Linked DNA regions of Homo sapiens: region 1 is linked to region 2. A link is an interaction called in ENCODE POLR2A ChIA-PET data of the cell type or tissue named here. Cell type or tissue: MCF 10A. All regions are shown on one strand. Region 1 overlaps SH3PXD2A (SH3 and PX domains 2A). Region 2 overlaps SH3PXD2A (SH3 and PX domains 2A).

What was found. Peaks named below come from ENCODE experiments on the same cell type or tissue, not always from the same donor. Only the 100,000 strongest peaks of a DNase experiment are listed, where the experiment ranks them.
Region 1: POLR2A ChIA-PET joins it to region 2 with 5 read pairs; 6 of 35 experiments call an interaction of 5 or more read pairs at or near these places.

What each region holds. Positions count from the first base shown.
Region 1 is chr10:103,701,493-103,705,492 of GRCh38, forward strand. The region is part of intron 5 of SH3PXD2A (SH3 and PX domains 2A); the gene reads right to left. Among named protein-coding and RNA genes, the nearest start is that of SH3PXD2A-AS1, 43 kb to the right of the region's middle. In MCF 10A, no CTCF peak of the experiment used is centred here; no DNase peak of the experiment used is centred here.
Region 2 is chr10:103,755,906-103,759,905 of GRCh38, forward strand. All of the region lies in intron 3 of SH3PXD2A (SH3 and PX domains 2A), which reads right to left. Among named protein-coding and RNA genes, the nearest start is that of SH3PXD2A-AS1, 11 kb to the left of the region's middle. RefSeq lists enhancers at 22-679, 680-1,335 and a silencer at 3,466-3,760. In MCF 10A, no CTCF peak of the experiment used is centred here; DNase peaks (open chromatin) are centred at 1,996, 2,246 and 3,356.

The sequences.
Region 1 (4,000 bases), 54 kb before region 2:
ATCCATCCATTCATCCATCCATCCATCATCCATCCATCCACCATCCATCCATCCACTACCCATCCATCATCTATCCATTCATCCATCCATCATCCATCCATCATGCATCCATCATCCATCCATCATCCATCCATCCACCATCCATCCATCATCTATCCATCCATCCACCATCCATCCATCATCCATCCATCCATCATTCATCCAGCCATCCATCCATCCATCATTTATCCATCCATCATTCATCCAGCCATCCATCCGTCCATCATCCATCCAGCCATCCATCCACCATCCATCATCCATCCATCTATCTTCATCCAGTCATCCATCTGTCCATCATCTATCTACCATCTATCCATCCACCATCCATTTACCATCTATCCATCTATCATCCATCCATCCATCCACCATCCAGCCATCTATCATCCAACCACCATCCATCCATCCTTCATCCAGCCATCCATCATCTATCTACCATCCATCCAACATCCATCCACCATCCATCCATCCATCCATCTATCCATCCACCATCATCCATCCACCATCCATCATCCATCTATCCATCCACCATCATCCATCCATCTATCCATCATCCATCCACCTATCATCCAGCCATCCATCCATCATCCATCCATCATTCATCTACCATTCACCCATCATCCATTCACCATCCATCCACCATCCATCCATCCATCATTCATCCACCATCCATCCACATCTTGACTGAAGGTCTGTTGTAGACCCAGTCTTGTGTATGAAGTAAGAGAGTGGCAGAAGACACACTGTCCTGCCCTCTTTTTCATTTTTTTGTCCATCTAGCTGGAAAGAGATGGCAAACACCCACGAAAAGACAACATACAAGTTCCCTTGTGATCAGGTGCCCCAAAGCTTGGTCAAAGGAAACACTGTATAGAAATTTCCAGGACAGGGAGATCAGAGTGGTCTGGGGTGGTCAGGGAGGGCTATGTGGAAGATGGGGCACTAGAGCTAGCCCTTGAAAGATGAAGACTGTTTAAAAAGAGCAGAAGCAGGAAGGAGATTTGGGGTGGAAGGGATGGTGTGAGCAACGGTGCAGGGGCAGGAACAGATGTAAGCCTGTGTGTGTGCGTGTGTGTGTGTGTGTGCATGCTGGGTGCGGAGGGCAAGAAGGCTGTATGTCTTGGGGGAGCAGGACAGGCAGCTGGGGCTGGACTGAGCCCCAGAGGAAGCAGCTCAGATTTTAGAAGGAAGTTGCTGAGAACAACCCAGCGGCAGTATTCCTAAAGAGAGATTCTCCCTGAAGGCTGTGGCACCAGCTCTGTGCCTGAGGATCACATTTCTAGCTCCTTCTGGTTTCCCTTGTTCAGGTGGTGGGGTGAGGACTTGTGTCGGGGGAGCCAGAGGACTGCTTTGCCCCTCAAGCTACACTGGCCCCATCTGCAGACATGTGCCTGGTCTCTGTGTCACGTGTGTGTATGGGTGTGTGTGACACACGGGCAGATACCAGGGCCCCACTGCAGAGCACAGACCTCTTGGGTCGATCCTTGGCTGATGGCCCCTAACTCCCCAGCCCTGGCCTAGTTTCGACCTGAGACTGGGAGCTTGGGCCAAGGAGCTCCCTATTTCCCATGGAGGCCAAGGAGCCCACCCAAAGTCAGGCTGTGCTTGTTTCTGCCTTGGCCTCTGTGGGAAAGAGGACTCGGAGGGCCCCACACTCCTCCCACACACCTAGCCCACCTGCATGGCCCTGGGAGGCCCGGGTGATCGCCTCTTACAGTGAAGGAACCTGAACCTCCCAGACTTTCCTAGACACCATGTGACAAACCCACAAGCACCAAGCAGCCAGATGTGCCCAGCCCAACAGAGGCAGCTGCGTTAGCCCCATTTTACAGATGCACCTCAGTCAGCTTAAGTCACTTGCCTGGTGTCACACAGCTTGCAATGGGAGGCAAGGCTGCAGACTCGGTTGTCTGTGCTGCAACCACCACAGGCCCCCTCCTGCCCTGCCTAGTGTTTCACAACTTTCAAGGCCTAAGGAAGGGGCACCTCCTCCAGAAAGCCCACTCTGATTTTGACCCCCAATAGCACTGAATGTTCCAATTCTGTCCCCAACAGTGGTGCCCTCAAAGGAGCTGTCCAGTAGAATTCTCCGGGGTAATGGAAATAGTCTCTATCTGTCCTGTCCAGTATGGTACCACTGGCCACAGTGGCGCTGAGCACTCAAACACTGAATTGTGACCAGTATGACTCAAACACTGAATTTTTCATTTTGTTTAATTAAGACTTAGATTTAAAGAGCCACCGTGGCTACTGGCTACTTTATTGGACAGTACAGTCCAGACTCTGACATGGTATGGCCAGAAGGTTTGCTTGGCTCCCATGGTGCGTGTGTGCATGTGTGTGTATGTGTCTCTCTGTGTGTGTGTAGCTGCCTAGGTTCAAATCCCAGCTCTGCCAGACAGATTATTTAGGGTCTCTGTCTTCATTTATAAAGTGCAGAGACTGAAATGATCCACCTAATTGGATTGCTGGGGGATAAACAAGTTAATACACATAAAGTCCCCCGTGCACAGTCAGGCTCAGTAACAGGGAGCGCATACACAGATCCTCCACCTGCTCCAGCTCCACCTGCCAGTCACAGGGCCCTGCTGCCAGCACTGGTTCACCCTCGAGAGGGGAGAGGGAGGGACTCTGGAAGAGCTGTGACTTGCAGGGGAAATGACAGAACCACCTGGGACAGAATGGGCTTGGCCAAAGGAGGGCACTGAGAGAAGGAGCCAGGAAGGTGGGGGCGGTGGCCACTGGAGGAGGAGCAGCATGGGAAGAAGCAGGGACACGGGCCTGGCTGGCCTCAGGGGGAGGGGGGAGCAAGGCTTGGGGTGTCTGTACAGAGATGAAGAAACCCAGGCTCTGCAGGGTAAAGCCACTTTGCTGAGACCACACTGGTGGCTGGTGGCTGGCAGCACTGGGGGTGGCAGAGCTGGGGACTTCCAGGTCCATCTGAATGACTGTTATCACTTTCACATTCCCCCAGAATCCCTTGCTGCTGCCAGGCTGACGGGTCTCCCCAGAGGCGACAGGAGTGACAGCCAAGTCTGGATCCCCCTCGATGCTGGACCAAGAGGCTGACTTAATGAGCCTGTTCCACAGAGGGCAGTGGCTGCCATGCTCCTCACAGCAGGCACTCAAAACGCAGGACAAACGGGCTCCTGGCCAAGGGCCTGTGTGCCCAGGGATGGGTGGCTCCTGGGCTAGCCTGGGTGCAGGGCGGCCTGGGGGCTTCCCCAGGGTCTGCCAGAGCATACATGTAAAGGACGGGGTCTAGGGAGGAGTCCTGTAAGATGCCAAACCAGGGCCATCCCAGCCTGTGAGGCCCGAGACATGGGTTCCAGGCCTGGCTGTCTGAGCAGGCAGCATGACCTGGGTGGTGGCAGCCCTCTCTGTGCCTTAGTTTCCCTGATTGGGCTTTTGCAAAGAGGCCTCCAGCTCCAGGCTCACAGGACAAGCCTGTGTCCTGCTTGTAGCAGGGGGGCCATCCAGGAACCCTAGGTAATACCTAGGTAATACCTCCATGCTCCCAGCCTTCTCCAGCTGCCTTCCTGTCAACCCTGAATGCTCCTGGGCCAGCTCAGCTGCAACTACAGTGAGGGCCCTGCCTGCTCACCAGCCTGTCCACTACAGGTCCCAGCAGGCCAGCCGTGGGCCGCCACCTCCATCCTCCACCAAGCAACCTCTCCTGAGCTTCTACACCAAGGTAAAGCCCCCGAGGTCCCGGAGCAGGCTTGTGCCCATGAACCCCAAAGTATGGTGGCAAACAGGGGGAGGGAAGGGCGGGCGTGGGCCAGGCCTTGGTGGGAGTCACCACTGAGCAGTTCTCCCCACCGTGAGTGAGCTCTTCTTACCCAAAGGTGGGAGTGGTAGTGCTGCTCTTATTATTATTAATACTATTATTGACAAGAGCACTACATTTGTCAAGCATTTACATTATGCCAGGTGCTAAACTAAACCCTTGACACACATCAGC
Region 2 (4,000 bases):
AAGCCTGCAGGGGTGTCGCCAGGCCACCCTGTCCCTGACAGGTAGAGAAAGGCGAGGCTGCCAGCCAACCCCCACCCTCCACATTTGCCTCCTCCCTTCCCTTTTGAAGGTACATTCAGATGAACGGGCTCCATCTTCAGGCCATGCCAGTCCCCTGGGGCCAACTGTGGTCTGGAGGCTGGGCAGCCTGGCATCCTGGGGCCTCCTCAGTGGACATCAGTCCTGGGAACTGTGGAGGTGAAGGGGGAGGAGGTATTTTCAGCGCCCAGAACGATGGATCTGCTGGGTGCCAGGCAGCCCTGGATGAATGATACATCAGTTCACACAGGTGATGCCTAGAGCCAGCTCAGTCCCTGCCAGAGAAGAGCTCTGGCTTGGGGCTTTGTCCTTGGGCCTGGGTCCAGTTGGAGTGACCCAGGAGGGCAGTGTGCGGGATTAGGCCAGGGACACTGTGGGAGTTTATCTCTTCCAGTGCCCCTCACCTCCTAAGAAGTTGTTGGGGGCCGGAGCTCCTTCTCAATGCGCCTCAGTGTTCCCCTCCACCACCATCACCCGCTGCTGCCACTCCCGAGCCCTCAGTGAAACCTGGACCCAGAAACCAGAGTGCCCAGTGCCCAGAGGCTCCTGGGGAGGGAGGCTGCCCACCACAAAGCACCTTTCATATGCTCCAAAGGCTTCGGCCACCTCAGGGAGGAGGGAGGAAGTCCTTTCCCTTCACCCCCACGGATGCAGCCCACAGGCAGGAGTGGGGAGTGGTGGTGAGGTGAAACACTCCTTCTGCCATCTTGGCCAGGGCTGCCCAGACAGAGCTATGGGCAGTCATCCTCGACCCCACCCCACCACCTCCAATCCATCAGCATGGCCTCTTGGCTGTCCTTCTAAGACAGACCTCAGTCTACTTCCCTCCACCCAGGGCCCAGCCTAGGCCAAGTCACCTTTGCCCTCTCACCTGCCTCTCCAGGACCCCAGCTGGTCTCCTCTGCTCCGTGCAAGCTCCCGCCAGCCCCTTCTCCAGACTCCACACAGGCCTTTGAGGCCTAGCACCTTCTTCTGTCTCTAGCCTCAGCTGCCCACTTGCCCTCTCACCTCTATCAACCCTGGTCTCAGTAACCATCCAGTCTGCCATCTACGCTGGAGTATGAGTTGGCTGGAAGCACCAACCCTGGGGACACCAGGGTATAACTGTACTCTCTCAGCATGGAGGGAAAGGATCCAACCTTGTAAAAGGACATTTAGGCATCAGGTAAGGAAAGGATGTATTTCCAGGGGGAGGGAGTGGAGGGTAAAGGACAGGAGTGTCACCGAGCCCTGAAATCATGCCTGTCACTTTCTGGTGACTTTGCCAACAAGCAAGGTGATCCCTGATTGCTCAAACTTAACTTCTTCAATTTTGTGCCATGGTGATTAGCATGGGGTGCACTAGAATCCAGGACTCTGGAGACCCAGGCCCGGGTGCATTTTCTGCGTCTTAGATGACACAGACTGACTGAGACCATGAGAAGAGACAGGCTTTTCGGCCCAGATCAGAAAGTTCCTGGGGAAGATACCTAGGATACAATCCATCCAGGACGGAGGGTTGGGGGTAGGTGTTCAGGAGCTGATTCCCTTCTAGAATGATTGGGAAGGCACATACCAAGTTGTAACAAGGTGGCCTGGCTCTTTTCCTGGTCTTGGAATGTGGGGATGTCGCGGGGGAAGGGCTTGGGAGACTGATCTACATTTCAAAAGTAAAAAAGCCCCTTGCGTGGCTGACCCCTGCAAAGCTTGTTACTCCCTGCAAGACCTGGAGGGTCTGCAGCTCGGAGTCTGGAAGGTAGTGACAGTGACACTGCCATGTGATCAGAGGCCGGATCCCCACCTTTCATCCCAGATCAGCCATCTGGGTCATCTGCTCTTTAGAAACAAGCTCCTTGCTGCTTTGCAAGTTACCACAGGCCGGGAAAGAACTGCAGGAAGTGAGGCTGTGCCTGGGCTGCGGCCTGGGCTGCAGTGGGAAGAGCTGACTCAGCACAGAGTGGGGAGGGCAAAGGAAATCCCACATCTGTGTCCTGCGGCAAAGCCACCACGAGCACAGACAGGCTTGCGGCACCAGTCCTCTCCCGTTGCACGCCACACAGCGCTTTCCATGCATTAACTGCTTGCGATGTCACCAAACCATGATCAACCCATTTGACAGATGATGCTACAGAGCCTGGAGTCCGTGTGACTGGGCCAGATGGCACAGCTCACAAACACACAGGTGGAGCCGCTCTGGAGTGTCTTGGCTCCACAAGTCCTGTCTGCCCAGCTGTCTCTGGGTGACTCAGCACTCCTCACTGTTCCACACACTTCTTACTGTTCTTCAAACATATACCGGTGGTCCGACTAAGGTTACTGTTCTTGCTGTCCCCCCAAGCCTGGCACCCCTGGGCCCTGATGATCCAAACCTACTCAGTGGAGATGTCACCTCTGCAAAGAAGCCCTTTGTGACCATCTAATTTCAGATGCCTTGAGCTGTAGCACCTGCCACATGACCTGGTTATTTTTCCTTCTGGCACTCATCACTCTTGGAAATTGCTCATCTATTTGTCTTCTGACTCCCACACTGGAAGGTAAACTTCCTGAGAACCACAACCAGGCCTACTTTGTTCTCAGTCATATCACCAGTGACCACAGCTGGCACACAGTATGTGTTCAATAAATATCTGTGATAGAAAGGAATGAATGTAGCTATTCCACGCTGTGTTCAGAGTCAGCTGCTGACAGCAGGCCCTGAAAACTGCCCGTCCAGATTACAGAGTAGGAGACTGATTTTTGGGGATGGGAAGCAGTAATTACATCAAGAGAAGACAAAATACCTCCAGTGGAGGTTGGAGGAAAGCTGTGTTTAAGATGGCACACGGTGCCTCTCAGGCCTATAATCTTGTTGACCTTTTTAAACCCCAGAATTACCAACAGACCCTATTTTTCCTTCTCCATCACATAGTTTGGCTTTTCCTGACATCCCAGGTCACCTGTGGGACCCAGAAACTTCTCAACCTCTCTTCCTTGGGGGTTGCAGTCTGGTGAAATCTCTGAGCCACAACCTCCCTCATAGCATCCAGGGCCCTTCAGGAAGGGCTTTCTCAGCTGGTGCCTGGTGGAGACACACACAGACACCTATAGCCCAGGGAGCGGGCCACGGACCAGCTCTAGTTAAAGACATCCCTTCCCCCTGCTTCCTTCTATGCTGGAACAAATACCGGATCTTCTGCACAGGGCTCTGGGGGCTGGGAGAGGAAGGCCCCGGAGAACATGCTTGCAATTCACCCAGCACCCTCTGCACTGTGGCTCCAAACTGCCTCTTCATTACAGGGCCGTTACGTAAACTGGCGAGTCAGTACAAAAGAAGCAAGCATGCCTGCTGACTAAAAATATACCTCTAAGCTCATAAGGTCACAAGGCTGTCTGCAGGCTGGCAACGCCTACCTTGATTATGGTTATAGATTCACTTTTCTCCCTAAGCAATCTCACTTCTCCAGGACTCATCAACCTGGGGATATGGATAGCGATGCATGGGACTAACTCAGCTATTAGGATGAAGGGCTTTCTGGAAGCCCAGAGGCCCAGTGCCAGCCAGTACAGAGACACAGATGGCTTGCTAGTGGGAGGGGACCTCGCACAGCCTTTGCAGAGGGAGTGCAGCTCTTTTTGCTCCACTGCCTGGCTTCTGAAGTCCCTCAATCCCTGGCCACAGTTGTTTGCTTTTTACATCAGCAGCTACACACTCTACTTCATGTCGTAATGACCATTTCCTCTCAGGGAGTCTCCTCAGGCCAGCAAACTCGGGATACACAGGAAATCTACTCCAATCCCAGGATGGGCAACAGGAGATGGATTTTCCACAGTCATCTTCTAAAACAAGGCAGAAAATTCCAAGTAAACAGTAGGCTGCCCTGAGAGGCTGGTGACCCCGCCACGCTTGGCCCAATGTCCTAAGGAATTTGATTTCTGCCCACCCCTCCAAAAAGCAAGAGACCTC